3 separate regions of the Homo sapiens genome follow, and all the other regions are linked to region 1. A link is a loop called in an ENCODE intact Hi-C map of the cell type or tissue named here. Cell type or tissue: dorsolateral prefrontal cortex. All regions are shown on one strand. Each heading gives the region's core, and the rest is flanking DNA. Links, peaks and the distances in the headings are about the cores only. Region 1 has its middle 73 kb from the start of SMIM20. Region 2 overlaps LOC105374541 (a long non-coding RNA gene). Region 3 overlaps SMIM20 (small integral membrane protein 20).

The links. Peaks named below come from ENCODE experiments on the same cell type or tissue, not always from the same donor. Only the 100,000 strongest peaks of a DNase experiment are listed, where the experiment ranks them.
Region 2: a loop joins it to region 1, with 2.1 times the contacts of the local background. A loop is called at or near these places in 2 of 110 quality-filtered maps.
Region 3: a loop joins it to region 1, with 3.0 times the contacts of the local background. A loop is called at or near these places in 22 of 110 quality-filtered maps.

Annotation. Positions count from the first base shown.
Region 1 is chr4:25,982,019-25,992,296 of GRCh38, forward strand. No RefSeq gene overlaps it. Among named protein-coding and RNA genes, the nearest start is that of SMIM20, 73 kb to the left of the region's middle. RefSeq lists an enhancer at 6,358-6,557. In dorsolateral prefrontal cortex, for the core only: CTCF peaks have their summits at 6,284 (motif pointing right) and 6,492; DNase peaks (open chromatin) are centred at 4,940 and 6,293; H3K4me3 peaks cover 1,304 bases; H3K27ac peaks cover 1,004 bases.
Region 2 is chr4:26,149,291-26,159,568 of GRCh38, forward strand. It overlaps LOC105374541 (a long non-coding RNA gene), which reads right to left. Exons shown (of 6, transcript XR_925507.4): 3 at 9,322-9,393; 4 at 4,958-4,997; 5 at 3,331-3,474; 6 at 2,804-3,048. It also overlaps a transcript of RBPJ not described here. Among named protein-coding and RNA genes, the nearest start is that of LINC02357, 84 kb to the left of the region's middle. In dorsolateral prefrontal cortex, for the core only: no CTCF peak of the experiment used is centred there; no DNase peak of the experiment used is centred there.
Region 3 is chr4:25,920,481-25,930,758 of GRCh38, forward strand. SMIM20 (small integral membrane protein 20) reads left to right here. Exons shown (of 3, transcript NM_001145432.3): 2 at 7,833-7,889; 3 at 8,674-9,332. The coding sequence ends at 8,711. Among named protein-coding and RNA genes, the nearest start is that of SMIM20, 11 kb to the left of the region's middle. RefSeq lists a silencer at 5,433-5,482. In dorsolateral prefrontal cortex, for the core only: CTCF peaks have their summits at 5,493 (motif pointing right) and 5,699; DNase peaks (open chromatin) are centred at 5,481 and 6,188; H3K4me3 peaks cover 413 bases; H3K27ac peaks cover 2,673 bases.

The sequences.
Region 1 (10,278 bases), core at 3,321-8,320:
CCTCTTCTGAGTGGAAAGAAATGGCACATCACCAAAACTATCACGAGGCAATCTTATAAGCACTGGCCTCTCTTCTTGTGAGCATGAGGAAGAAATACCTTCTGTTCTGCTTCTCTGAGATTTGCCCATTGGCCCTGCAAGAACAAAATATGTTGGTCTCTTCAACAGTGATCCACAAGGCAGGGCACAGAGCCTTTGAACTTGCTAGAAATCTAACATTTTGCATTCTCCCAGGCTGCTGGAGGAAGAGTAGGATTTGACTCCCCTGAAGATTTGGGCCGGACTTGGGAGAGCTGAGGAAATGGCAGTATTTGGCCAGGAGTTTTGAGACTTCTCCCATGAAGATCCCAACAGAGGTGTCCTCTGCTGGGTCTGCATCTGCCTCTGCTGCTGGGTGCCCACTCCTGGCATCTGGCTGCCTTTGTCAATGTCCTGGCTTCGTTATATACTTTGCTATGTGATTTTGGACACAATGTTCCTCACCTGCAAGATGGAATTTATGACAGTTTCTGTTTCAAAAGGCTGTTACAAAGACTAAATGAGATATTTCAAGTGAAGCTTTCAGATACCTGGCACATAGTAAGTGCTCAATAAATATTGCCTGTTATTGTTATGGAGTAATAATAATACAACAGAGTTCCTTATGTGTGCTAGACATTGTACTAAGTACTTTACATATATAAACTTAAAAAAATTTTTTCGAGACAGTCTCACTCGGTTGCCCAGGCTGGAGTGCAGTGGCATGATCTCAGCTCACTGAAACCTCCACCTCCTGGGTTCAAATGGTTCTCCTGCCTCAGCCTGCCGAGTAGTTGGGATTATAGGTGTGGCCACCATGCCTGGCTAATTTTTGTAGTTTTATTAGAGACAGGGTTTCACCATGTTGGCCAGGCTGGTCTCAAACCCCTGACCTCAAGTGATCCGCTCTCCTCGGCCTCTCAAAGTGCTGGGATTGCAGGTGTGAGCCACTGCGCATGGCCTATATAAACTCTTTTCGTCCTGAAAATGACTCCATGAGGACTACTATTATTACCACCACAACCCCCATTTTATAGATAAGAAAACGGCAGCATAGCTGGGACATATCTTAGTCCATTTTCTTCTGCTATGACAGAATACCACAGAGTGAGTAATTTCTTGAAAAAAAGGTTTATTTGGCTCATGATTCTGGACGCTGAGAAGTCTAAGGTCGAGGAGCCTGTATCTGGCGAGGGCCACCCCATGGTGGAAGGTGAAACGTGAAACAGGAAAATGGAAGCTAGCACACCCCATGCTGGAAAAGGAGCAGGAAGGAGGAGATCCTGCCTCCTTACATGACTGCAAGCCTTTTGATTCCCAGCACACCTGGCTTCTTCTCTGCTCAGGCCTTTTAAATGCTGCTGCTTCTGCCTAACTTTTTTCTCTCCCTGACCTGCCTCCACTGTCTCCTGGACACCTTCTCAGCCCTGGCCTGACCCTCTGTTTCTCTCGCACACAGCTCCTGCTCTATTTGCTCTATTTTCACTCCGGGTTCCTATGGTAGGGGATTCTTTACTCCATGGTCCCTTGTCCTCTGTCCTTCTGCAAGTTAGACTGTAAGCTTCAGGAAGGCAGCGGAAATGCTGGCTTTACTCCTTGCTGTGTTAACACCCAGCACGCAGGCAATGCTGGGGCACAGTGGACATGTAGTAATTTTTTTTTTTTTTTTGAGACGGAGTTTTGCTCTCTCTGTCGCCCAGGCTGGAGTGCAGTGGCACAATCTCGGCTCACTGCAGCCTCTGCCTCACAGGTTCAAGCGATCCTCCTGCCTCAGCCTCCCAATTAGCTGGGATTATAGGCACACACCACCACACTCCGCTAATTTTGTGTTTTTAGTAGAGACAGGGTTTTGCCATGTTGGCCAGGCTGGGTCTCAAACTCCTGATCTCAGGTGATCCATCTGCCTCGGCTTCCCAAAGTGCTAGGGTTACAGGCATGAGCCGTAGTACCTGGCCTGCAGTAAATATTGAATGTGTCATTGGGTCTGAATAGAACTAAGAACAGGGATTTCCCTTCTGAGGCAGCATGTCTCTGCTGATCCCTGCAAGAATCAGGCCCTCACTTGTGATGAGAGGCTGCTATGTGTTAGGCACTCGCTGTATACCTGGCCTATTCCAAGCACCTCACATGCATCTTCTCATTTAACACTCACAACCGCCTAGTGGGGTGTGTGGTCCACTGAGGCTGCTATCACAAAGGACCACAGCCTGGCTGGCTTCCACAACAGAAATCTATTTTCTCACAGTTCTAGAAGTCCAACCTGAAGGTGTCAACACGGTGGGTTTCTCCTGAGGCCTCTCTCCTTGGCATGTAGATGACCCTCTTCTCCCTGTGCCCTCACACGGTCTTCCCAATCTGTCGGCGTCCTAATGTCCTCTTCCTATAAAGACAACAGTCATACTGGATTAGGGCCCACCCTAATGACCTCTTTTAACTTCCTCTCTTTAAATACAGTCACACTGTGATGTACTGGGAGTTAGGACTTCAACATACGAATTGGGGGTGGGGGCGGGAGATAGAATTCAGCCTATAATAGGGTGGTAGCTATTATTGCCCCATTTCAGCTGAGGAAACTGAGGCACAGAGAGACTGGATAACTTACCTAAAGCCACAGCTAACAGAGGGTAGAGCCAGGATATGAGCCAGAATAGCCTGACTCCGAGGCCGAGGTGGGCGGATCACTTGAGGCCAGGAGTTCGAGACCAGCCTGGCCAACATGGTGAAACCCCATCTCTACTAAAAATACGAAAATTAACCAGGTGTGGTGGTGTGTCCCTTAATTCCAGCTACTCAGGGGGCTGAGGCATGAGAATCGCTTGAACTTGGGAGGTGAGGAGATGGCACCACTGCACTCCAGCCTGGGCAACAGAGCAAGACTCTGTCTAAAAAAAAGCCTGACTCCATAGCCGGAGCACAGAACCACTGCCTGGACCCCACGGCAGCCTGCAGAGGAAGATCTCAGACCAGCCGAGGAATTCAAGTCTCAGAGGTCACACCTCTTGCCCAAGGACATTGGTGGGACAGATGGCAGAGCAAGAACTCCAAACCAAGTGTTCTGGCTCCCAGCCCAACCCCAGCCCAACCTCCTTCCATCGAAAAGGGAACAGCAAAAGCTTCCAGGAAGGTAGGAAAGGGTTTGAGAATAGGAAGCAATTTGACTTTCCCATGACATTACTGGGAGATTAATGAAAAAATGGTTCCCTCTAAGAGCCTCTGAGACATGCCTTATAGGCAGGGCACCTGTGGTTCAGAACAGCCCCAGACAAAGCTGGAGAAGAAAGCAGCAAGCTCACCACCCCACCCCCCCAAGATTCCCACTCTCCCCTGAATTCCCCTCTCTGTATCCTGCAGCCCCTTTCCCTTGCAACAACAAAACAGCCATAATAATACTCACACTTACCAAATGTCTACTGTGCTAGGCCCTATTCTAAGTGCTTTTTTTTTTTTTTTTTTGACAGAGTGTTGCTCTGTCACCCAGGCTGGAGTGCAATGATGTGATCTCGGCTCACCACAACTTCTGCCTGCTGGTTTCAAGTGATTCTCCTGCGTCAGCCTTCTGAGTAGCTGGGATTACAGGTGCCTGCCACCATGCCTGGCTAATTTTTGTATTTTTAGTAGAGATGGGGTTTCACCATGTTGGCCAGGCTGGTCTTGAACTCCTGGCCTCAAGTGATCCGCCTGCCTCGGCCTCCCAAAGTGCTGGGATTGCAGGCATGAGCCACCATGCCTGGCCCTAAGTGCTTTTATATACTAATTTATTTAATCCTCTCAACAACCTGTGGGCAGAGCATGGCATTATGACCCTTTCTATTTTATATATAAAGAAGTGAATGCACAGAAGTTTGCCAGAGGTCACCTGGGAAATACTTGCTGCAGGCTGAATTTGAACCTAGGCAGTCTGGCTTGCAACCAACCCCTCATCCATTCTTCACACTGTGGAGTGGACGGCTGGTAGGGAGTTCATGGGTTAGCTCTCCATAGCTACCCCTTCACTTGTTCATTTGCTCATCCACCCAAGGAGAATTTAACACACCTATTTTGCTGACTCTGCCCCAGCCCCACACGGGATTCCCCTGTCTAATGCCTCCAGTCTTGCAGGGCAGGGAGACACTTAGAAATGACAGGGACCCTATATAATAGGATTGTGTCCAAGAGGCTCTGAGGCAAAGAACAGGGGGATTCACAGCGTAAGACAGTCAAGATCGGCTGGATAAAGGCAGTGGTGGATATGCAAGGTCTTGAAGGGCAGGTAGGTGTTTCCCAGGCAGATAAAGGGATGTTGCCTTTGGAAAATAAGAGAGAGCTATGGTGGGTATATATGGAGATGCGAGTGGGGTGAGGCAGGAGGAGAGCACAGAGGAGAAGCTAGCTGGGTGCTGTGCTGAGGAGGTGTTTCATCCTAGAGGCTATGGCATTTTAAAGCCCCTTTGGGGCTGGAAACAGCATGGTCTTCAAACTCCATAGTAGCTTCCCATCATACATAGTCTAAAACCCAAAGTCCCCACTGTGGCCTAGAAGGCTGTACATGATGTGGCCTCCCAGCCCAGGATCTCATCTTTGCTCTCATCTCCCCCCAACTATTCCTATCTTCCTGCTCTTCCTCAAACAAGCCAAGCCTATGACCTAGACATTGAACTTGCTGCTCCCTCTGCCTGGAACTCTCTTTAGCAGAGTTTGGCTTAATCGGCTAATTACATTCAGCAGAGCTTTAGCATGGCTCTCAATAAATGCTTACTTGTTAAATGAATGAATGAGGTCTATTTTATGATATTTCAATTCATTGAAAGTAAGTATACAGACAGCTCTCAGCCATCTAACTGGGCTGAATAATGAACCAGGACACACTGTCGCCCTTCGGGCTGGCCTGATGGCCCTGTTAGGTCTGGACTGTCACTGGGTTGCTAGCAAATCCTCCTGAGCGGGTGTGGGCTGCAGTCAAAGCGAGGCTGCTTAGCAATTTGGCTCCTCAGCCTGTGGCTGCAGCTAACAACACTGCTGCCACAAACACGTCTCAGTAGCAGAAAAGAAGCCGTGAAATTGCCTGAATTGAGGAGCTGACGGGAAAGTAAAAGGGGCCTGTCAAAATCCAAGTAAACTAAAAGGCAATTCCTCCTTGCCACTGATGCACTTTTGACACTTGGAAAAGGGGAGAGAAAAGTCTCTTCCACTTCGCATCCAACCTATACCCTCCTTTCCTCTGTCGTCTCCCTGCACTCATAACAGAGAGGGACGGAGAGTCCTACAAGCTGTTGGGTGACCGTGGCCCTAGGGCGAAATGAAATCGCTGGCCGCATTATTAGGGAAACATGGTCTTGACAATTCTGGATGATCAAAATAGCAATAAAGTCTTTGATGGGAAAGACAAAAAGCACCCTACTTCTCTCCCGGGTAGCAGAGTGTCCAAATAAATTGTTTCGATAATTAGCAATTCATTCATGTTCATCCGTACTCAGTACTCGCCTCTTGTCTTTGTTCTTGGTTATTTCAGAACAAAACAAAAAAAAACTAAGGTGGGCTCCCAAATTTTGCCCCCTAACTCAGTGCTCAAGTTTATTTCTCATGTTATTAGTCTTTCCTGTGAATGATAACATCAGCTGATTATAAATAAATCAAGGTCCTTTTCTAGCAGTTACTGCTAAAAGTTAATGTCTCAGGCAGGATAGGGCCTATTTCAATATGCCTTAAACATGGGATGGAGCAGCTAAGCCATTTGCGCTCAGAATGCTGGTGAAGAAATTAGGGCTTAATGAATCCTGAAACAACCAGCCTCTCCTCTCCTATATGGAGAAAAGAAAACATGGCTCGCAATTTTAAATGTGAACCAACAACTTGTTTAGAAATTGTTATTTAGAGATAGTGGCAGTGGGGGACTCTGGAAAGCAGATGTCTTCACACCTCATGAGAGACATTGTTTTCTTAGGAAAGGCTGAGGTCGCCCCTCAGAGATTCTGATGATGAAATTTGGAGCCCACGTTTCCTACAATTCTGTGCATGCGGATGGCGGGTTTTAAATGCCCAGAATGTCCAATTTGCTAGGGGCCTCTTGGGGGTTAGGTAATTGCCTGGCAGCTTCTGCGGGTTCTACTGGCAATGGGCTCAGTAGAGTTACTCCTTGAAGATTTCAAGGCAAAGTGACTTCCCAATATTTGCAAATTGGCAAGCTATGAAGGTTTTGAAAAAAGCAGATGGAGGTTGGAGAGCTCGGAGCAGGCGCCGGAAATCTCAACTCAGAGAATGCGCGGGAGCCAGTTCTCCATCGGAGCGCTAGATGGCGCCAGCAGCCTGTCCGGGCTGAACCGCCTTCACCCTCCTCGTTCTCAGGGCGAGGCTGGCCCATAAAGAAGTGACTGTGGAACAACAACAACAAAACACCCAGAAAAGGCTTCCCGTTGCTTCAGGAGCACCGAGGGTGAATGTGGAAGGTGATTGGTGACACGTCTAGCTCTGGACGGCAGCACGTGGGCTGGCCGACAGGTTAGGAACCACTGCTGTGTGCTGTGTTGCATTGCTCTCCAATTGTCAGTACCGGGACTTTCTGATGACGGAGTCTCACTCTGTCACCCAGGCTGGAGTGCAGTGGTGTGATCTCTGCTCACTGTGCCCTCCGCCTCCCGGGTTCAAGTGACTCTTCTGCCTCAGCCTCCCGAGTAGCTGGGATTACAGGCTTGCGCCACCACGCCTGGCTGATTTTTGTATTTTTAGTAGAGACGGGATCTCACCATGTAGGCCAGGCTGGTCTTGAACTCCTGACCTCAGGTGATCCCCTGGCCTCGGCCTCCCGATTAGCTGGGATTACAGTCGTCAGCCACTGTGCCCAGCTTCTGATTGTCTTTTTACTCTTTTCTATCCCTGTTCTCTACTCCAAAGGCAGCTGCTTTAATGTGATTCATGCATATCCTTGAATTCATATTATCCATAGAAAAAAATCTGTGATCTCGAGCACGCATGCATGCATGTGCGTGCGCGCGCACACACACACACACACACACATTCAAAGAGTTTGAGTAAGAATGTACTTTTTAAAAAAAGCACCTAATCCACATTAACATTGCAAATTAGAAATCCAAAATCTAGGCTGGGTATGGTAGCTCATGTCTGGAATCCCAGCATTTTGAGAGGCTGAGGCGGGAGGATTGCTTGAGGCCAAGAGTTTGAGACCAGCCTGGGGAACATAGCGAGACGCCATCTGTACAAAACAAATCAAAACAGATGTGGTGGCGTGCACCTGTAGTCCCAGCTACTCGGGAGACTGAGGTGGGATGATCCCTTGAGTTCAGGGCTGCAGTGAGCAATGATCATATACCAGTGTACTCCCACCTGGCAACACAGCAAGACCCAATCTCTCTAAAGTTAAAAAAAAAAGTTTTCATAAAAAAAGAAAAGCATGCAAAGTCTAAGAAGGACAGACAAAGAGCTCGAGGTTTCACATTGGGTTGGGACAGCACTTGGCCTCCATCCCAGGCATCTTGATTCACAGGTCAGTACTTCTTCCACCAGAGCACGCATAGATTTTTAATTCACACAAATGAGTTATTAGTCTGGATCTAGCAAGAAAATTAGAAACCACTCTAGGTCTTTCAAACAGAGAAAATTTAATATAGGGAATTGGTTACCCAAGTTGATAGGCAAACTGAGAAGACAAACAGGTGACCCAGAGATTATCAACCTCAGGAAGCCACCATGACCCCTAGGGCTGGAGCAGCAATAGGAAGGATGATGCTACTGCTTTATGGCTGGGACTCCAATGTAGGGACCGCTGGCAGGATCTGAAACAGTCGAGGAGGGGCCATCTGACAGAAGGCAGAGCCAAGGAAGAGAAACAGGGTTGTGGGAGCTACCGGAGGAAAGACATAGAGAAACACCCTGGCTCTCCCTTCTTCCCCTCTCTAATCTTCTACCAGTTTCCCATTCCCTAAACCAACCCACAAGCCAGAGCCATGAGAGCTGGCAATTGTAGTTCCCTAGGATATAAGGAAGAGCAGAGGAAAGGCAGAGATGGATTGAGAACAAACTGGCAGTTTGGCATAGGCAGAATGGTGATGTGCTGAAGGTCCTGCTGTTATAAATGTTCATGTGTGAGGCCAGGCGTGGTGGCTCACACCTGTAATCCCAGCACTTTGGGAGGCCGAGGCGGGCGGATCACCTGAGATTGGGAGTTCCAGATCAGCCTGACCAACATGGAGAAACCAACATGGAGAAACCCCATCTCTACTAAAAATATAAAATTAGCGGGGCGTGGTGGCAGGTGCCTGTAATCCCAGCTACTCCGGAGGCTGAGGCAGGAGAATCGTTTGAACCCGGGAGGCGGAGTTCGCAGTGAGACGAGATCGCACCATTGCACTCCAGCCTGAGCAACAAGAGAACAAGAGTGAATCTCTGTCTCAAAATTAAATAAATAAATAAATAAATAAATGCCCGTGTGTGTGTGTGTGTGTGTGTGTGTATGCATGTGTATGCATTTAATACGGAATTGAGGTGAAGCATGTAGGCTGCCTGGTTGAAATCTCAGCTCCTCTGCTATGTAAGATGATAAGCAGTTTACTGAACTTTTCCATGCTTCTCTTTGCACATTGGAGATAATGATGCTGTGTACCTCATGGGATTTGGTGAGAACTGAATGAGTTACACTGTGTCAAGTACTTGGAATGGGGCTGGGTACAAAGTAGTATTCGATGTCCTCTATTATGTTTTTTAAGATCTGCCCATGTTACTGTGTATGTGCATCCAGTTTGAGGCTCGTAATTGCTGCACAGAGCCCCATAATGTGTGAGCACCACATTTTATTTATCCAAGGAAGCACGAGGCAAGTCACTGATCCTCTGTCCACTTTCATTTGGGATGACCGGAGTGGTAGATATTGAATTCAGGCAACAACATATTTCGGAAACAAAATTAGATGGTGCGTGTAACTGGTGCATGAGTTTACTGAAATCCAAGATGGTGCTTTTGCTTCACTTGACTTGCTTCATTTTTGACTTTTCATAAATGAAGATAACTTGGCTTTTTTCTTCTGAGTACAGTTCCATAAGGGTAAGTGCATGTCTCATAATAGTTTTACTAATGGATCACCTGCCCTGATCCTCACAGCTGCTTTGTGAGTTAGGTATTGTTATCAGCTGAGAGAAGTGAGGCTTGGAGGAGTTAAAAAAAACCCTCCCAGTCGCTGAGCCAGGACTGAACCCAAGCCTGTGGCTGGTCACTCTGCCATACCGCCTCCTTAAGGCAGTCACAGAGAGCCTGGCCCATGGAGTGGGAATTCATCTTTCACTATTACCAGGACTGGGGATTGAGTCCATGGGCCTGAAATTTGGGTGAGAAGGGGCAGAATCTGTTAGCAGACAGCCAAAGAGCCACAGGCAGGACCTGAGATGGGGTCAGAGCCCAGAGTGTGAGAGAAGTGACTCTAGGTCTGGAATTACCCAGGGGGATACTGGGAATCCTTGCCTAAAGGCGGAGTTGGCTGGCGGGAGAGGCAGGCTCAAAGGGCCAAGATCTTGGTGGCAGAACACAGAGTTGGCAGCTTTATATGATTTCAGTGACGGATTACTGTAATGCCCCATTGTGTCATTGTAACTGATGGCATTTTGTAATTGAAAGCTCAGCCAGTGTAGAGTGTGGTTCATTTGGACAATTGCTGTGCACTTTTAAGGATGGATGTGGACCATTTATCTATGCCTTGTTGTCTCAGCAGGACTAGAATCAATGCTAATGAGACCAGACTCATTTTTCTAAAGCACCATTTCTATCATGTTGCTCCTGGGTGAAAAACCTGCGATGACAGCCCATTACCTTCAGGGAAAGGCCAGTGCCACGTCTGGAATGGCTTTGGTGACTTCCACACTGGCCCCAGGCTGCCTTTCCTGCTTGGCCTCCCTCTGCCTCCCAGATGCACCCTATACCACCAGGCTGATCTACATACGGCCCCCTGAACCCTCAAACCTTCAACATGCTTTGCACCCTCCCAATTTCATATCTTTGCCCGTGTCATCCCTCCTGTCTAGATCACCCTCCTCCACAGCTGTGTGAGCACATCAGCCTGCTCAGTGCAGGGGAATGCTCTCCAAAGTCTTTTCTACTATCCCACTAAGAAAGCAAATAAAAGTATGCACATTTAAGTATGTCCTATCAGGCACATACAAATAAGTACATTTGTTCTTTTTTTTTTTTGAGACTGAGTCTCACTCTGTTCCCCAGGCTGGAGTGCAGTGGTGCAGTCTCAGCTCACTGCAATCTCTGCCTCCCAGGTTCAAGTGATTCTCC
Region 2 (10,278 bases), core at 3,561-8,560, 170 kb after region 1:
GCCTCTCTTCAGTGATTTGTCAAGTGGAGGGCAATTTATTACTGTCCTGCCTCTGGTCAAGTGAGATAATGGTAGAAGGGCTGGATGGACTTGGCAAAGGTTACTATCATCGATAATAGTACTAAGCAGTGTTACTTTCAAGGTATCCGTGAGTGGGGAATCCAAGCTGCTATTGTTCGGATGTATTCCCCAAAATTCATGTGTTGCAAACTTGATCCCCAATGTGGTGGTACTAGGAAGTGGGATCCTTAAGAGGTGATTAGGTCACATGAATAGATTAATGTCATTATCTTGGGAGTAGGTTTGTTACAAAAGTGAGCTCAGCTCTCTCTCTCTCTCTTTCTCATGATCTATGCCCTTCCACCTTTCACTATGGGATGACACAGCAAGAAGGCCCTCTCCAGGTGCCAGCACCTTGTTATTGGACTTTCCAGACTCCAGAACCATGAGAAGTAAATTTCTTTTCTTTGTAGATTACTCAGTTTTTGGTGTTCTCTTATAGCAACACAAACCAGACTAAGACATATGTCTTTGCCACACTGGTGGCCAATTCTCCTCCATCAACTTTCTTCCCGACTTTTCCTCCAGGTTTGCCAGCTTTACCAAACTTCTCCAGTGTCAGCTATGCCCCAAGACTCCAAGAGGCAGAATTTACGTTTCTTAGCCTCTCCAGTGAGATTGCAGTTAGCATTTAAAAACTCCTGCACACTGTAACATTCTTGAACCATACCTCTGATGTTATCACTGCCTCTGGTTACAAGGTTCTAGAGAAACACATGTCTCTGAAATGAGCTCCTTTTTATCAGATAAATTTCTGAATTCAGTAGGAAAAACTCTTCCATTTCACAAACAGGCCCCCATCCCCAAGGCTGTTCCAAAAATTGGATGTCCATGGTAAATTATCTAGTGATATTCCCTATGCTTGCATTCCCTATCACGTGTTGCACAACCAGTAATGCTTTGACCTGAGAAAGCCTACCTAATCATCAGATGCATCCTACAGATGAGAACCACAGGTCCTAGAGGGGCCAAACAACATGGCCAAGATCTCACTTCAGGGCAGAGTCACAGTGGTAGGCTGGAAACCAGGCCTTTTCACCCCCACTGGGTGCAACCATGTTTAGCCCCTTAGTAGTATGGCTTTGCCTACACTCTGCATATCTACTTAACAAACACTTGTAGAGCACTTACAGTGTGTTGGGCGCTGCATAAAGCACTTTGCAGACATTAACTCACTTAATTCTTAGAGTAGCCCTAGCTGTGCAGCCTTACGGAAGCTACTCAACCTCTCTGTGACTCAGTTTTCCCATCCGAAAAAAAGGGATTGTTGTAACAGTCTCATGAGTTAACACACTGAAAGAACTTAAAACAGTGGCTAGTACAGGGCAAACACTTACATGATTAAGTCCATAGGGTACACAATGGGCCAAGGACAGTGATGGACACAGAACACAAAGCAGGAGCACATACCCCGGTCTCATGGGGTGAGGGAAATGTTTGTAGGAAGCCACCTATTTGGTCAACCCCTGAGCCATGTTTACACTAGTGAGAAAGCTCATCACATCTTTGCTCTGGTCCTCTCCCATGGTTCAGTATGCCATGCAGCATCAGACAAGAGTAAATGTGCCCTCCAAGATGTAAAGATGCATTTGCTAGTCTTTATTTACGGATATACTGACAATGGAAAACATGTTCCCCTATATGAGCAGCCCTGAGAACAACGCCAAAGATTTCCTGTAATGAAAGGCTCTAAAAATACTTTTTGATGATGGAGGGAGTGGAAATTGAGCAACACCAACTGAGTGAAATACGGAAATGATACCAAATGGCACCGAAGCAGCAGAGCAGGCAGCCCACCTGGCCTTTGATCCCTCAGTCTTGCCCGAAGACTCAGTGCATTTGGGGTTTTTTCCAGGAGGCTGTGCTGTGCCTTTGTGTTTACATGCTCCATCTAATTTTCTAGAGAAAAAAATTAGTCAGCCATGACTAATGCTGAATTATAGCATAAAATGGTTGCCAGCAAATTGAACACCCAAGTAATCTAACTTTCTCTTTTTTGTGATCTGCTGAAGATCTCCAAGAAATGGGAATATGTTCTGTGTTTTGGGCCCTCAACTCCTTCCATATTTACTACCAAATTATTGTTAAAGTCAGATATATTGCATATCCTGTCCTATTTTTGTTAGATTTAACCATTTTGTTAAACTGTTGTGGAATAGTGTTTATAGTTTGTGACTTGGTCATGGATATGATATTTTACTCTCATCTCTGCTCTTTGAGAGAGTCACTGTCCCCACCACCACCACCTCCCTTTTACAGAGGAAGAAATTGAGGCACAGAGCTGCAAAGGAGTTTGTCTGAGGTCACACCACCGGCCGATGACAGCCTTCCGACTACCCAGTCCCTCTGCTGGGTTGATCCTGTGGATTTCCATTTTACTATCGGTTTAGGGTATCCTAGTCATTACAAATCTCTGTTTGTTATGGCCCATCTCCAAAGGAGGCCTTGGCCTGGCCAAGAGGAGCCTTCTCTTTTTCTTCGCAAATAAGTTTTTCCTCTTCTCCTGTCTGGAAAAGGTGGGTCGGCAGCCAATTCAGTGAGCAACTCAGTGATTTAGGAACAAATATGTGGGACAGCTGAGCCTCTCCAGATGTTGAACTAAATAAGGCACAATTGGGCTTTTGGGGTCTGACGCCTCTTTATGGCAAACTGGGAGCAGAAGGGGCCCCTAGAACAGTTGACAGTATAATAAGATTCTCATTCAAAAGTGCCTACGTTGTGCCAGAAAGTTTACAGAGTGGTAGGGCTCAGAATAAATAGCTGGCAAATTATACACTATGATAAAACATTACAATTTTCTTCCTTTCAATACCCCACTCTGGAGGAATACTATCCACTCCTGCACTGTTGAATTCAGGAGTGGCTATGGGACTTGTGTTGGCTAGTGACGTGTAGACAGAGTTGACACATGTCTTCCAGCACGTGGTTTGCCATCTGTCTTTTTCATCCACCACGTAGACTGGCAATGTTCCAGGTACGCCCTGAACACTAGAGAGAATGGGAGAAGCCAAGCTTCAGTCAATCCGCAATGGACCCTCTTTGTTGTAAGCCACTGATGCTTTCAGATTGTTGTTACAGCAGCATGGCCTAGCCCCTTGTGATGGGAAAACTTGCATGAGATCCCATAACTGGTACATAGTAAAGCCAGGATAGTTCATCTGCAGCATTTAATAAGTGCTTACTATGTGCATAAACCATGCTAAGTACTTTCTACATATTATCTTCATTAATTCTCACAATGAGCTCATAACTTGTATAAAGAATTCTTACCTCAATTTTTAAATTGATGTTTCAACTCACACAGCTTGTAAGGAGCAGATCCAGGACTTGAACCCAGGTTGTTCTGAATCCATAGCCCAAGCTCTTAATCACTAATCCATATTGAATCCTTGTTCAGTTCTTGAAGACAGAGAGCTTGAGAAGTTGAAAAGAGTGGAATGAATTTGCCAACCACTGTGAGACTGTCAGATGTTATGTATGCAACTTACAAAGTTAAGAAAATAGTATGAACTGCCCCAGTTTATGACCAATCATCTAATGAACACTCTGGGAGTGGGCAAAAGAGGTAGAAGTGCAGGTTAAGTGTCCTTTATCCAAAATGCTTGGGATCCAAAGTGTCTGGGATTTTGGAATATTTGCATATATATAATGAGATACCATGCGGATGGCACCCAAGTCTAAACAGGAAATTATTTTATGTTTTATATACACCTTATACACATAGCCTGAAGGTAATTTTACACAGTATCTTAAATAATTTTGTGCATGAAACAAAGTTTGTGTGCATCGAACCATCAGAAAGCAAAGGTGACCCTAGCTCAGCCACCCATGTGGACAATCTGTGGTTATTTGGCATCACCATCATTCCTGACTCTGAATGTAGATGCTACTGAGAAGCAACTGTTTTCTTACATTTATTCACACATAAGTGTGAATTTTAAGGTAAAAAACATGACAAACCGTTAATGCAGTGAAAAAATAGAGTGTTCAGGGTAACCAAGCAGCACAGTAGCATGCCCAGAATACCTGCATCAGCTGTGAAACAACAGCAAGAGATAACAGCAGGCGTTCAGTCTCCACCTGTGATGCTGTGTTTTGATTAAAAGATTACTGTACACTGTATTCTATTTTTTAGGTGAGGAGAAACACTGGAAGCAGTTGAGGGACCAGGATGTGGGTCCTCCAAGGATGAAGAGGCATGCTAGTGGATAGCTTTTTTCAAATGTTTCCTCCAGTGTCACTGGCCTTAGTAACAGTGGTTTTTGTCTTAGGGGGTCTCTCTTTGATTTTATAAGCTGACATGATTTCTTGTTCTGTTATGAAGGCACACACAGCTCTAGTCCTTCAACAAACCCATCATACATTTTTACCATATTATAACTTAGGCCGTTTTTCTGCAGTGTTAACATCATCTTCACCATTGTGCACCTGTGTTTTGACTGCAACTCATAACATGAGGTCAGGTGTGGAATTTTCCACCTGTGCATCGTGTGAGACTGAGGCAGGAGAATCGCTTGAACCCAGGAGGCGGAGGTTGCAGTGAGCTGAGATCGTGCCACTGCACTCCAGCCCCGGTGACAGAGTGAGACTCCCTCTCAAAAAAAAAAGTTTCAGATTTTGGAACATTTGAGATTTCAGATTTTTGGATTAGGGACTCCAAATCTGTATTTGGAACTTGCTTGATATTCCCCCATTCATTGTTAACTCCTTCCCCAATTAAGAACTCCCGCTCAGCTGCTGACCAGAGTTTCTGCCATCTCTCCTTTAGAGGACAAACAAAGATACAAAGAGCTCCCCTCCACTCTGTGGGTGGAGGCAATCATAACACGGGGAACAGAAAGAACAAAAAGTTTGGAATGATAGAGACCTGAGTTCAAGCTCTGGCTCTGCCACTTACCAGATTTGGGACTTCGGGCAAGTTGCTGCATTTTCTCCATCTGTAAAACAGGATAAATAAGATAATGATGGTTACCTCACTGGGTAATTCAGGGTATAAAAGGCATCATTCTGACAAGTGTCTGTGCAGGGTCTGGCATGTAATAGGTACTCAATGAATATTCGTTCCCGTAGGAATTTACCAGGGAAACACCGTGTGGACTCACCTGCTTTTCTGCCTGCTCTTGCCCTTTGCTCCTAACCTCCCTATCCCTTCCATGCTGCTGTGGTCCCAGATGGAAGTGCTATCTGATCTTATTCAGACCTGAACACACATCTGTTCTCAGGAACATGGTTTTAAAATGAAGATTGGTTGGCTTGAAAACAGGTTTTGTGTTAGTCCATTTATGTTATTATAAAGGAATATCCAAGACTGGGTAATTATAATTGTTCTTTTGGCTCAAGGGTCTGCAGGTTGCACACAAAGCATAGTATCAGCATCTACTTCTGGCAAGGCCTAAGGAAGCTTATAATCATGGAGGAAGGCAAAGGTGAGCCAGTGTGTCCCATAGCAAGGGAGGGAGCAAAAAAGGGGAAGAGGTGCCAGGCTCCTTTTAAACAACCAGCTCTTGCTTTAACTTATCACCCAGGGCATGGTGTGAAGCCATTAATGAGGGATCCACCCCGTGATGTAATACCCCCCACCAGGCTTCACCTCCAATACTGAGAACACATGAGATTTGGAGGGGACACACTTCCCAACCATATCAGGGCTGGACATAAAGAATATTAAGAGTTAAACAAGCCACAGGCTCAGTCTAGGAAACTACTTTTTGGAATATCATTAAAAGAGGAAAATGTAAACAACTTCAAATACTCAACTCCTAGCAAACATATGGATCACTCTCTTTTGGAAAGGAGGGGTGAATACCTGTACTTGTATGCATTAATCCCAACCATTACTTATTACATGAAATCATGAAAGAAAAAGTACATATTTTGACCATTTCCAGCTAACTCTTACAGATATAAAAACATTTTCTAAGTGACCAGCTGAGCGCCATTTCCATCTTCTTCTTAGCCTCTCAGCCCTTAAGCCCTTCATGGCTGAGGTGGGGAGCCAGGGGACCTAAGATTCAGCCTCAGGCACATGCCCTCTGGGTCACTGAGCTGCTCACCTTTTTCTCTTTTTAGTTTTCTCTCTCTCTCTTTTTTTTTTTTTTTTTTCAGACAGAGTCTTGCTCTGTTGCCCAGGCTGGAGTGCAGTGGCACGATCTCAGCTCGCTGCAACCTCCACCTCCTGGGTTCAAGCGATTCTCCTGCCTCAGCCTCCCGAGTAGCTGGGACTACAGGCATGCACCACCACGCCTGGCTAATTTTTGTATTTTTAGTAGAGGTGTGGTTTTGCCATGTTGGCCAGGCTGGTCTCAAGCTCCTGACCTCAAGTGATCTGCCCACCTCAGCCTCCCAAAGTGCTGGGATTGCAGGTGACCTTTTCTCTTAAGAGGGTTAAAGTAAGGAAAGTTTGTCAAACATACAACTCCTTCCATAGTGGAAGGTTGAAGGTCAGAGAGAGAAAACCTGCAGGTTCAGTGAAGGTACAGAGGAGAGAAGTTTCATTTCACTATTGGCAGTTTGAAATTTTCTCTCCAATCACGAAATTGACCATGTTGAGAAGAAAGCATGGTAGGTGTTCCTTTCCCATTTTATCTGTGTAATCCAGGTCTCCTGGAAAGAAACATACATCACTGAGAGGCAGAAAGGGGCAGTGACAGTGCCCATAGAGTCAGACAGAGCCAGATTCAAATACTGTGTCTGACATAAACAACTTGTTAATGGAGGCAGGAAGCTTAACCTGTGGGTTGCAGTGCCTCAACCATCAAATGGGAATAATAACTCATATTTGACAGAGTATTGCAAAAATTAGAGGTATTGTATAAAAATACCTAGTGCACAGTAAGTATTCAATAAATGATTACTGTTATTGTTAATGCAGTGTAAAGTCAAGTTGACAATCTGATATTTATGAATACCAGCTGAGCAAGAATTACATTTCAAAACCTGTCAGACTGAGTCTCAAGCAGCAGGCTAAGGATTTATCCAGGCTTGTTTGTTTGTTTGTTTTTACTATTATACTTTGGATTTACTCCAAAAACTATAACTATATAGGTTGGAATTTCTTTTCTTTCTTTTTTTTTTTTTTTTTTTTTTGAGACAGAGTCTCACTCTGTAACCCAGGCTGGAGTACAGTGGTGCGATCTCAGCTCACTGCAACCTCTGTCTCCTGTGTTCAAGACATTCTCATGCCTCAGCCTTCTGAGTAGCTGGGATCACAGGTGCCCACCACTCATGTCCAGCTAATTTTTGTATTTTTAGTAGAGCCCATGTCCAGCCAATTTTTGTATTTTTAGTAGACATGGGGTTTCACTATGTTGGCCAGGCTGGTCTTGAACTCCTGACCTCCGGTGATCCATCCACGTCGGCCTCCCAAAGTGCTGGGATTACAGACATGAGCCACCATGCCCAGCATAGGTTATAATTTCTAATTAAAACTAAATCCAGGGCCAGGCACAGTGGCTCATGCCTATAATTCCAGCACTTTGGGCAGCAGAGGCTGGCAGATTGCTTGAGCCCAGGAATTGGAGGCCAGCCTGGGCAACATGGTGAAACCTTGTCTCTACAAAAAAAAAAATACATAAATTAGCCAGGTGTGGTGGCAGGTGCCTCTGGTTTCAGCTACTCAGGAGGCTGAGGTGAAAGGATCACCTGAGCCCAGGGAGACTGAGGCTGTGGTGTGCCAGGTTCACACCACTGTGACTCCATCCTGAGTGACAAAATGAGACCCTGTGTCAAAAACAAACAAACAAACAAACAAAAACAAACAAACAAACAAAAAAACCCCCAAAACTAAAAACTAAATCCAGCAGGGTGAGGTGGCTCATAACTGTAATCTCAGTGCTTTGGGAAGCCAAGACGGGAGGATTGCTTGAACCCAGAAGTTCAAGACCAGCCTGGGCAACTCATAATGAGACCCCACCTCTCCAAAGAATTTTTTACATTAGCCAGGCATGTTGACACACATCTGCAGTCCCAGCTAATTGGGATGCTGAAGCAGAAGGATCACTCAAGCCCAGGAGTTTGAGGTTACAGTGAGCTATGATCACACCACTGCACTCCAACCTGGGTGACAAAGCAAGACTCTGTCTCTAAAAACTAAAAATGAAAAAGATAAAAAGGAAAACTAAATCTTCCTATAGATAAATTTGATTAAGCAGCTTATTTACTTTCAAAGAAAAATCAAAAGATTTTTAAAAATTAATTATGCTTTAGGGAATATATATAGATGGAAGCCAGTATAAGGTTGTTTGGATTGCAAAACTTTCCATAAACTTTTTCAGTCCCTTTCTACATTCCTTATTGTAATGTGATTTCAACTCTTCTCCCATTAGGATGGTTTATTTCTCAACATCTTGACTTTAGGCTTGGTTGTATGACTCACTTTTACCAATAGGACAATGGCAAATGTGATATAAGCATAGGCACACTGGGGTCTGCCCTCTCTTGCTTCCCTGAGACCACAATGTAAGCTTAGGTTAGCCTACTAGACAATGAGAAGTCACATGGTAACAACAGGTTTTTTCCAGCTGGTAACAAATGCCAACTTCCAGACATGTTAGCAAAATAATCTTGGATGATCTAGCCTCAATTGAGCTACCAGATAGCTACAACCTAGGAATGACTGCAAGTGAAACCAACAGATGAACTATCTAGCTGAACCCAGCCCAAATTGCTGACCCAGAGAATCATGAGCAAGTAAAATGGTTGTTGTTTAAAACCAGTTTTGAAGTGATTTTTTATGCACAAAATCTACAATGGGTGATTCTGTGGGTGGCTGCTTGGTTCATAATAAATACTCATCCTATAGGCACTATCTCCTATGTCACTGGTGTAGGCTCCCAGCAGCCCTGCTACCTTGGCCATAGTCACTTGATCAAGGGTGGAGACTGTCTAAGGATGGACCAGTCACATTCCCTGTCACATCAGGACAGTGTTCTAGGTGGATGGCCCATGGACTTCAGTTGCTGAGGTCTCCAAGTTTGTCTTGATTCTAGTCTTCTCAAGGCCTGGTTATTCTACAGTTCCTCAGATTTGATGTTTTTCCCTGGTATCCTTCGGATAAATTGCATTTACCCTCAAGATAGCTAGAGTTGGTTTCTGTTACTTGTACTACAAAATTATTGATTAATAAAAGCCCCCTATGAAGAGCTTTACCCTCCAGATGAGGAAAAGGGAGTCAGTAAGTATGCTTAAAACCTTCCTTGTGCACAGAGCACCATGCTGGCTTTTGCAGAGGAAGAAAAAGTGAAGAGAAGGCGCCAAATTTACCCTCATGGAGTCTCCAATATATGAGTCCTTCTGGCTCAATTTTCTGCCTACTTTCTCTCTTGATTTGCAGACCTGGCAATGAAAGAGAATTCTGTCAATGGTGTAGACTTTGAATTATTTCTAATTAACTTGAATTGTAAAACCATGTGTCATCCTTGGCTTTACCAGGAAAACCCACAAGCAGTTCTGATTCTTCACTACTTGCCTAAAGCCATTCAGATCCTTGAAAGATGAGGAACTAAAAGCCACTTCTCTTCCTGAATATCCTGCAGCCCAAAAGGGAGCTAATAATTTTCCTTGTGACTTTTAAGAAGACTTTCTCCCTCTCTCTCTTTCTCTCTCTCTCTCTCTCTCTCTCTCTCTCTCTCTCTCAATTTAGTCCCTTTCAGAATGCAGATACTATGAGGAATAGTCATTCCTTAAAATGATCTATCATTTTACTTTTACTTGGGAAGAAAGGGTTTAGAGACCTCAGGATGAACTTTGTTAGAAGGACTGTGAGACCCTGATGGGAAGTACATGGAGAAGGCAAAAAGAAACAGGAAGAAGGTAGGAGATACTCATATGCTAGACACTTTCATGTATAAGATCCAAGCAACTCTGTGAAGTAGATATCAGTGTTCTCATTTTACATCTGAGGAAATGGAGGCCTGGAAAGGTGAAGGAGGAGGTCTAAGGTCACAAGAGTCTTGATTTGAGTCCAGACTTGTTGCACAAGTTCCAGTTTTTCCACCACCTGGATGCTTTTCCAAGAAGAATGGAGGAGAAGCTGAGTTGGGGTGGGGATAGATGATGCCATGCCCCTTATTAACAATGATTAGAAATGATAACTCCACAGCCTTCTCCAGCTACCAAGATGTCTCTATCCCAGTACTTCCCAAAGAACAACTATGTGTTAGGACTATCTCTGTGAGAAAATTTCCCAAAGTGTGTATATCAATAAGTTTTACATAAAAA
Region 3 (10,278 bases), core at 2,702-7,701, 62 kb before region 1:
TTGTGTTTTAAGCTAAATGTTACTATAAGAGTCAAAAAGTTTTAAAAATTTAAAAGTTTATAAAGTAAAAAAGCTAGCTGAGGTTCATTTATTACTGAAGAAAGAAATTTTAAACAATAAATGTAGTGTAGCCTAAGTGTGCAGTGTTTATAGAGTCTGTAGTAGTGTACAGTAATGTCTTAGGCCTTCACATTCACTCACCACTCACTCACCCAGAGCAACTTCCACTCCTGCAGGATTCATTCAAGGTAAATATCCTATTTGGGTACACCATTTGGAAAATCTTTTATACAGTGTTTTTACTGTACCTTTTCAAGTTTAGCTATGTTTAGACACACAAATCTTTACCATGTGTTACAGTTGCCTGCAGTATTCAGTACAGTACCAGGCTGTACAGGTTTGTAGCCTAGGAACAATAGGCTATATCACATAGCCTGGGTGTGTAGTAGGCTACACTGTCTAGGTTTGTGCAAGTACACTCTATGATGGTTGCACAACAATGAAATCACCTAAGGACGCATTTCTCAGAATGTACTCCCACAGATGAGTGACACAGGACTGTATGTTAGTAAGAGCAGTGATCATATTCACTCTTTACAAGCATCACTCTGATTGATTGTATGTTAACTAGAAGGTGGAAAAGTCAAATCTGGGGACAGGAAGGCCAGGTACGGGAAGGCTGTGTTTCCTGTGACCTCAGGGAGACCAGAGTGGTGGCTATGGGAGTGGAGATAAGTGACTGCATTTGGGAGCCATATTTAAGAAGCAAACTGGTGGGCATGGTGGCTCAAACCTGTAATCCCAGCACTTTGGGAAGCTGACGCAGGAGGATCGCTGGAGTCCAGGAGTTCAAACCAGCCTGAGCAACATGGCGCGACCCTGTCTCATTTAAAAAAAAGAAAAGAAGTAAACTCTACAGGGGTCTGTGGCTGATTAGCCACGGGGCAAAGAAGGAGAATGGCACCCAGTGTTCTGGCTCCAGCAGCTGAGGAGATGGAGATGCTGGTCATTAGCTAGAAAACACAAGAAGGAATTGGTTTTAGGGGTGAAAAGACAAGTTAGTTTGCTTTTGGGCATTTGGGTAGCTTTTGAGGCTGAGGTAGCTGATGTGCTCTTTGAGATTTCCCATAGACAATGGAATATACCGATCTGGGGCTGAGACGCCGGATGTGAGCTGCAGCTGGAGATGGGGCATCATCAGCACGTGGCTGGGAATCAGGTCACTGCAGTAGGTAAGGGTTCCCAGGCAGCATTCAGAGATTGTAAGGGGCAAGCTGGCCCGGGGCAGTGTGCTGGGGAACACCAGTGTCAGAAGGGCTGAAGCATAGGGGGTCAGAGGAAGAGAAAGGCCCTCTAAGGAGACTGAGGAGGAGTGGCTAGACAGGTTTTAAACCAGGAGAGGCTGCAGTCACAAGCCCCATAAAGACAGCTCTTCATGAAAAGGGAGTGTGGTCAGCAGGGTTAGGCTGCTTAGAGACAGTAAAAGAGATAAGTGAAAATATGAATTATATTTAACAGAAATAAGTTAGAAGTGATTGGTTATATTGTTAAACATGCTTTCAGTGGTTTGGAAGTAGGCAGAAGGCAGGTTGCAGTGGATTGAAGTGTATTAAGTTGACTATTAATAGTGTATTAAGTTGACTATTTATAGATGTTTAGCTGTATGGAGAGGAGAATGGCAAAGTTTCCAGCAGGTCACAGGGTCTGGGAAGAGTTTTCTTTTAGTTTTGGCTGGAAGAGATGGAGGGCCAAGAAAGTCTTAGACAGAGAAAGCTGCTGGAGAGAGAAGACAGTCCGTAGAGTGGGAGGTGACATGAGATCCTGAGCTCAAGTAGAGGAAAGAGCCTTGGACCAAAGGCAAGGCACCTCTTCCACCAGCTCAGGAGGAAGGATGGTGTGGATGCTGCCATATCTAGGTTTGATGTTGGCAAGTTGTGGGCACTTCCAGGTGATGGCGTCTATTCTCTTTGTGACACAGGAAGTCAGGTCATTTATGAGTAAGAGGCACCAACTCTAGGCCATCCTCTCCTTCCTTGGAGCACTGTCTTCCCTGGGCCTCTCCACCGTGGAAGGTCCTCCTGGGTTTGCTCTTTTGCTCCTGCCTTTCAGCCACTCCTGTTAGCCTTTCTTGTTAGGCCTTCTCTCCTGACCGTCCTTCATACATTTCATTCCCCAGGATCCTGAGACTGTGGGGCAGAAGCCCATCATTCTTGGATGGACAGGGCAGAAGCCTACTCCCTGAGAACTGGGTTACTGGTAAAAGCAAGACTTAGGGCTGGCAACTGGCAAGGCAGTCCATGTAGAGCCAAGTGTCAGATCAGTCCGGGCCCTTCACCTGTGCCAGCATGGATATGGGGACAGGTACGTTCCAGGGTCTCTGCTGGAACAAGCATACAGGCAGCAGAAAAGAAGGGGAAGCCTGCTTAGGTAAAACAAAGCCAAGGAGATCTTCCATGGTTGCAGAGCAGGCAGCCACTATCACCAGACTGCCTTATTGGATTTCATTTTGGCGTTCAGCATGATCTTCAGTTCTTTCGTTAACTTAGCAAGGCTTTCCTAAGTGTTATGTGGAGTACAAGGCAGTTCTGTACATGATACCTCAAGTACTGAAATGAGCGCTGGACAGATGATGGCATCAGTGGGTCAGTGACCCAAAACCAGAAGTCTGGGTACAGTTCTGCTGTACTTCTGGAGGGAGTCCCAGACACTTTTTAGCTTTCACCCTGTTGGCATAGCATGTTTGGTCTGAAGAGGCCACAGTTAGGGAAGAGTACAGATGGCTAATCTGTCTTTGTTTCCTAGAACTAGACAGTGACCCTGAATATGGCCTTTTACAAATAACATGCATTTGAGGCCAGCCTGTGAAATTAGACAGAATAAGATCATTTTCTGTGATCCTTTTCATTTGAAATTTTAATTGGATGTTCAGAAGCATAAAATCATAGGGTTTGACCAGAAGGGGCTTGAGCTCATTTCCGTCCCCTCATTTAGTGACTTGTCCAAGGTTACTCAGCACATTAGTTGCTGGGTGGACACTAGGCCCTAACTCCTTGACCTTGCCTGTACTTAATGCCCTGCCTCATGATGCCTTCAGACAGTGAAGAATGTTCAACAGCCAGCCAAGTGAAAGGCCACAGGGGAGAGCTGTGAGACCTCAGTTCTGCTGCTTCTCAGTCCTGTTGATTTCCGCTGCACCTTGCTGCCCCTGCCCAAAAGGAGGCTATGCCTAGGCAGCACACGGTACTGGAAATCACCTGATGCAGAAAGAATTCTTACCTTGTCAGGGCATTTTCCTTGTGACATGCCAGGTGCTTAGAATATGCTTTTCAGTCCTTTCACCACATAATCGAATGAAATGCGCAGGCAGACTGGGTCTTGTTTTCTAACTGGCATTACACAGTTCCCTGGATTCAACCAGGCTCTGGTGAGGAAACAGACCTGTTGACACTGTTGGGAGGAGTGCAGTGCTTCAAGTGGCTACTTGGTCCCCTTCAGCCAACTGGGTCACACTTGCTCCTGTGGTCATATGGCTTCCCCTCCGTCCCTGGTTCTTTCTTGTCACCACGTCCATTTGGTCCCCTTCAGCCAACTGGGTTGCACTTGCTGCTGCGGTCATATGGCTTCCCCTTGGCCCCTGGTTCACACTCACCACCAGTGAACCTCCAGTTCTGGAATACCCCAGAGGCAGATGGTGTATGTATCTAGGTAACAGCAGCAACAAAAGCAACTGAAAAGCTTTTGAAAAAAATTTTATATTTGCTACTTTTTAAAAGATAGCTTCTTTGAAATAATCACCATGGAAGAGTCAAAATGGTGTTGGACTTTTCGTATGCATGTTGTACAGTTATGTGGTTTTTGTTAGTGAAAAAAGAAACTCAAACTTGGGGAGGCTGAGGCAGCAGAATCACTTGAACCTGGGAGGCAGAGGTTGCAGTGAGCCGAGATCACGCCACTGTACTCCAGCCTGGGTGACAGAGCAAGACTCTTTCTCAAAAAATAAATAAATAAACAAAAGAAACTCAAACTGACAAAAGATCCAAGAACAGTGCAGTAAATTCCTATATTGTCCTTCACCTTGATTTACCAGTTGTTAACATTTTGCCACATTTGCTTTCTCCCCCTATATATAACATACAGATACATACATATATACAGATATAGTTATATGTACTATATATTATAATTATTACTGTTATTTTGTTGAACCATTTGAGAGTAGGTCAAAGACATTGTGAGCTTTCATTCCTAAACACTTCAGCCTGTATTTCCGAAGAACAAGGGCATTCTCTTATGTAATCACAATGCGGTTTTCCAATCTAAGAAATTTAACGTTGATACAGTGCTATTACAGTTGGAGCATTTCTAATCTGAAAATGGAAAATGCTCCAAAATCTGGAATTTTTTGAGTTCCAAAATGACACAAGTGGAAAATACCACACATAAGTACTTAATATAAATTTAGTTTCATGCACAAAATTATTAAAAACATTGTATAAAATTATCTTCAGTCTATGTATATAAGATGTATGTGAAACAAATGAATTTAATGTTTAGACTTGGATCCCATCCCCAAGATATCTTGTTATATATATATGTAAATATTCCAAAATCTGAAAAAAATCCTAAATCCAAACCAATTCTGTTCTCAACCAATTTCAGATAAGGGATATTCAACTTGTATGGAATATACAGCCCACGTTCAAATTTTGCCATTTGTCACAATTCAAGTTGTGAGTTGCTTTTATTTTATTTTATTTTTTTATTTTTCTTTTTTGAGACAGAGTTTTGCTCTTGCGCCCAGGCTCGAGTGCAGTGGCATGATCTTGGCTGACTACAACCTCTGACCCCCAGGTTCAAGCAATTCTCCTGCCTTAGCCTCCCAAGTAGCTGGGATTATAGGCGCCCGCCACCATGCCTGGCTAATTTTTGTATTTTTAGTAGAGATGGGGTTTCGTCACGTTGGCCAGGCTGGTCTTGAACTCTTGACCTCAGGTGATCCACCCGCCTCGGCCTCCCAAAGTGCTAGGATTACAGGTGTGAGCCACTGCGCCCGGCAGAGTTGCTTTTAAGTATTTATTGGCAGGAAGAAATAGGGAGGTAGGTTCCCAAGGTCATACCTTGCACCAGCTTTCATTTGCTTTTTTATTTTAGGTTTCTGTCTGCTGGTCCTCCACTAGAGCACCCTCAACGAATAATCCTGAGACTGCTGAGGGAGCTGGGGCTTGAGTATCCTGCAGTGTTTGCATTGTTGTGAATGTTCAAGTAACAAGTCACACAGTCGATGTATTTTCCGGTGTGGACATTTAATATAAGGATATGTTTTTGTTTTTAAAGACTTCAACATTATTAGGTAGATTCTTTTACTATCGTACAAAAAATCAGCCGGTCTGCATGTATTACTAGTTTTAATAATACACTTTGGCCCCTGGACCAGAGATAACGTCCTCAATTAAAACTACAAATCACACCACTGCCTTAGCACCAGGGGGCAGAGTCGGGCTTGCTGAGACACTGGAGTGGGGAGTTTTTTAACCCGGTGTGCCATATTTGGGTTTAAATTATTTCACTCCTGATAGAAATGTGCTCACTAGTGAAATTGGTAATAAGTTTATCCTGATTTGTTTACATAGTTAAACCCCTGACTTCTGCCATTTCCCTTTTCCTGAGGTTTATATACATTTGCTCTTTTCCAAAGATAGGGAAATAGAAGCTTACTGTCAACCTCAATCAAGATGCACTGCTAAATCGTGAGGGACTCGTTTCTGTTTTCCTTTTAGAGTATTCTGCATTCACAGATAAAGTGTCTTTGTGTTACATCATGAATTTACATAAGACTGCTTTGGCCTTAGAGTATTTATAAAACATTAATGGATTAAAGAACCAGGGGATGTAGATAGGATGCTAATACCTGGTTATCATTTGGTAGGAACTGGCTCAGCAAAGTGGTTTAAATTTCCTGACCAAGCCAAACTACAGAGGTGTTTGCATTAGGACAAGGATTATAAAGAGATTATGGTCTATTTAAAATAAATCTTCAGCCTTGCTTCAGCCTCATTAGCAATTAGCAAGAAAGTGTGAAGACAGGGATTTCTTTCTTTTCATTTGGTTCTCCGTTGCATCATAAGAGGTTAGAACCCAATTAGGCATTCGGTCCTTGCCACCAAAAGTCAGCTTCCTTTGATGCTTGGCAGTCTGCCAGCTTCTTTTGCCTTGCAGTACCTGCCTCTGGACAATGTGTTTGGTACACCAGGATGTCTGATTTTATGAAATCTCTAAGTCTAGAATGCTTTCTGATAGTGATTTTTTAAAACTCAAATCTTCCCTCTTCCATAGTATCAGAAAATAGACCTTTTAGTTAGATACAGAAAATTAATTCTATTTTTGTTCCTGCCAAGACTGATGACTGTGGGCTTTTACATGTTGGTATCTTCCAAGAGCATGTTCGAGACATCCATACTTTGAGACTTACATGTCTATAGGATGGTGGGGCTCAGTTCTACAATGATTTAATGTCTTAAGAAATGAGGACACCTTTTGTGTTATTTCAGAAAGTCTAACACTTTAGAGGCTCCATAATATCCACTCTAAATGGAAGAAATCTTTTGATATATCTTGAGAGAATCTTGGTTGCCATTCATCCGCTACTTTTCAGAGAGGAGCAGTGAAACCATCAGGCCGCTTGTTGCCTGGAATAGGCCTGAGTATCCTATGTGTTCTCTCCATCCCTCTTAGACTTGGATATCAGGATTCCCATAATCCCCATTGCCCAGTGTTTTATTTGCCACAGCAAAACTTAGTATTGATAAAACTATCAGGTCGGTCATTTAGGATTGACTTTCTGTCACATGACTAGAGAAGCAAGTTCAATGAATATTAGATTTGGCCAAACCCTGTTTCTTGTACCGTTACGTTTGTGTAACTTTATGAGAATCCAGAGGCCAAAGTAAAGAAAATGGCCTGATACTAAATAAGAGCTAAATGTGGATTTAAAGAAACACTGTCAGCCTGATTAAAACAAAGGTCCGATTATGACATTTCATTACTATAATTTAGTGGTAAACGTCCTTTGGCTCTAAGGCTTTCTCCTGAAAAGCTGTCATTTGTTTGTCAAGATACTTAAAATAATAACTCTTTGTTTTTACAGACCTTGGGTTTATTCTAAACCACTTAGAAAAATGTGTCAGAGTGCTTCAAGCCCACAGATATGAAATGCCCAATTTCTCTTGGCCCTTGCCTGTTGGACATCTCCAAAGAGACTGGCTTAGTTGCTGTCGCTACAATGTGCTAATTGGCGCAGCACCTGCAATCAATTAGGGAAGCTTCAATTATCCAAACCAAAGCCACCCACCCAAAGATTAATTTTCTGCTCTATTTCCTATCAAAAACATAGCATATTTAGCTCTGAGTCTAGTCCTTTGGTGGAGTGCATTTTAGACATATAAACTACATCGTTTTCTTAATTGTACTTGTTCCTTCAATTCAGCAGCTTTCCCCTCGTGATATCACGCCCACCAGTTCTTTCAAAATTGTTCTTTTTTTGTTGTTGTTTTCTTGTCTTTCCAAAATGCTGAGATCACAGAGAAGAGATGTTAGTTGGGGAGCTTTTCTTTTGAAGTATGGATTTCTTTATTCTTTTGAAAATACCCAATCTCTTTTGCATTATAGGATCTAACTTCCACAACCTAAAAGCTTTGCATAATAGCGTATCTGAATTTAACAGCACTCATAAATACTGTTTTCTAATTGTCCCATGTCATTGGCCCATGTAAATACAAATATTTCTCTCTCCCCGCCCCCCTTCTAAAGAATGATTTTTCTCTTATGTTTCTCAGAGAAGGAACAAGCTATAAATCGGGCTGGAATTGTTCAAGAGGATGTGCAGCCACCAGGTAAACTGAAAAAAAAAAATCAAAACCAAATCTTATTTGTACTACTGTGTTGTGCGGGTTTGTGTGTGTTTGCCTTGGCGTGGAGAGTGGGAAAATGCCTTTTAGCTTAGAGACAAGATTGTGATTTTGCTATTTATTTCTCAACAGTTGCCATTTATAGATGCCACCCAAGGCGTCATTCTAATATTTCACTCCAGAATACTTTTTGCACGTTTGCCAGGTTCCTCTTTTCCATTTTATAAGTGGGCATAAAAATGTTAACAAGTGCGTGATTCGATATGAGACGTGAATAGCTGTTTGGCAGACTTATTTACCAAGCACCTATTTAAACACTCCCCTCATGGGAAAATAGTGTTTACTTGTTAGCTGTTTGAATTGATGTGGGGTTCTGCTTTGCACAAGGGCTAAAAAGCTCCCTTTATGGCTGAATGGTTAGTTCCTTTCAGAGGATCCAAGTTAGCCAGGAATGAGAGGTTTCTCATTTATTAACCAAAGCTCTTATAATCTGTGGCAACATTCTTTTTTATTTATTTATTTTTTAACTAGGCCAGATGTCGGTCTTCCTGCTATGGGGTACAATTCCTGAGCCATTTAAAAGTCCCTTATGGCAGCCATGGCTTCCTGGCCATTTAATGCCAAGGTTCCGGCAGCCTGCTCACACCATCTCAAACTACACTGTAAATTGCACAGCTCAGTTCTGATGTCATTTTGTTTGTTTGGGGTGGAGGAAAGTGGAAGGACATTTAAAAATGAATCCTGTTTTTGTTCCTGTTTCTTTCCATAGGGTTAAAAGTGTGGTCTGATCCATTTGGCAGGAAATGAGAGGGCTGTCATCAGCTCTGATTAAGAAAGGAGATTTCTTCATGCTTTCGATTCTGCATGGGGTACAGCCAGTCACCTCACCAGAGAATGACGGCTGGAGAAGAAAACTCTGTAATACCATAAATAAGAGTGCTTGTAATAAAAGACTGTGCACAAGGATTAATATTTCCCTTCTTAAGTATCAAAAGAACTCTGGAACAAATTATACCATTAGGAAGGTTTTCATGATTCAGTTGATTTTCCAAAAATGAAGCTATCTCACCCAGCTGGGTTTGGAGGAGCAATCTGCTTATTATTCTGTCGTTACCACTTACTCAAGCGAGCTGTGATATGAATACAAGCAACCAGTGGGCTCGGGAAGGTCCGGGTCTCTTCTGCCATCTTCCAGATAAGAGATTTCAGTAAAAAACTGCCATGCTGAGCTGCCTTATAGAGCTCTTCGAAAATGTTCGAGTTGATAAAGCTCTTTGAGGACAAGGTACTTCGTGCACCTCATGCTGAAGATTGCACCGTGTTGGAAAATAAATATGAAGCAAGTCAAACTAGATGCATACACTTGTGTAGAAATCAATAATCAATTAATAGAAGTGAAAAAATAGACATTAAAATGATTTATTTCTACTTTGCAGTGGTGTCTTTTTGTAAATCATCTTTTGTAAAGCAATTAAAATTATAGTGCCGAGAAGTACAATTTGACTACATTATATTTGACTAGGTATCTGTGTGCGATTCATCTGTTTGTACTCAGGTAAACGTTTTAGAGGTAAATAACAAATTTGTTGAGACAAATATTGAATGGTGATTCTCTACCAGGTACCTCACTAGGTGCTGCAAAGATGAAAGTGAGAAGACTAGTTGAGTATCCCTTATCCAGAAAAGCTTGGGAACAGAAGTGTTTTGGACTTGAGATTTTTTTGGATTTTGGAATATTTGCATATAAATGATGAGACATTTTGAGGATGGGACCCAAGTCTAAGCATGAAATTTATTTGTGTTTCATATACTTTATACACATAGCCTGAAGGCAATTTGATATAATGTTAAAATAATTTTGTACATGAAACAAACTTTTGACTAAAACCATCACATGAGGTCAGGTGTGGAATTTTCCACTTGTGTCATGTTGGTGCTCAAAAAGTTTCAGATTCTGGAGCATTTCAGATTCCAGATTAGGGATGCTCAACCTGTCGTCTTTCCTTTCCTCCCTCCCTCCCTCTTTCTTTCCTTCCCTCCCTCCCTTTCCTTCCTTCTTCCTTTGCTCTGTCTAACCTCTTACTAGATGATACGCTTCTGAAGTGGCACACTTTTTTCATTTTTATATCGGAGTGTCTTGCACATTACTGTAAGCTGTCTATGAGCTGCCTGATGACATAATTTTATTATTGTGAACCTGGAGTTTTCTTAACAGACAGCTGGCCCAATTTTGTAATTACTGTCAAGAAGACTTAAGGTTGATAGTTCTAAAACCAAAGTCAACATTTTTGGTAGGCATTCCCATTCCCTAACATTTAATTGACTTACAGTTCACAATCCAGTAAAAGAAGTTGACTCATTAGGGGTACATTTG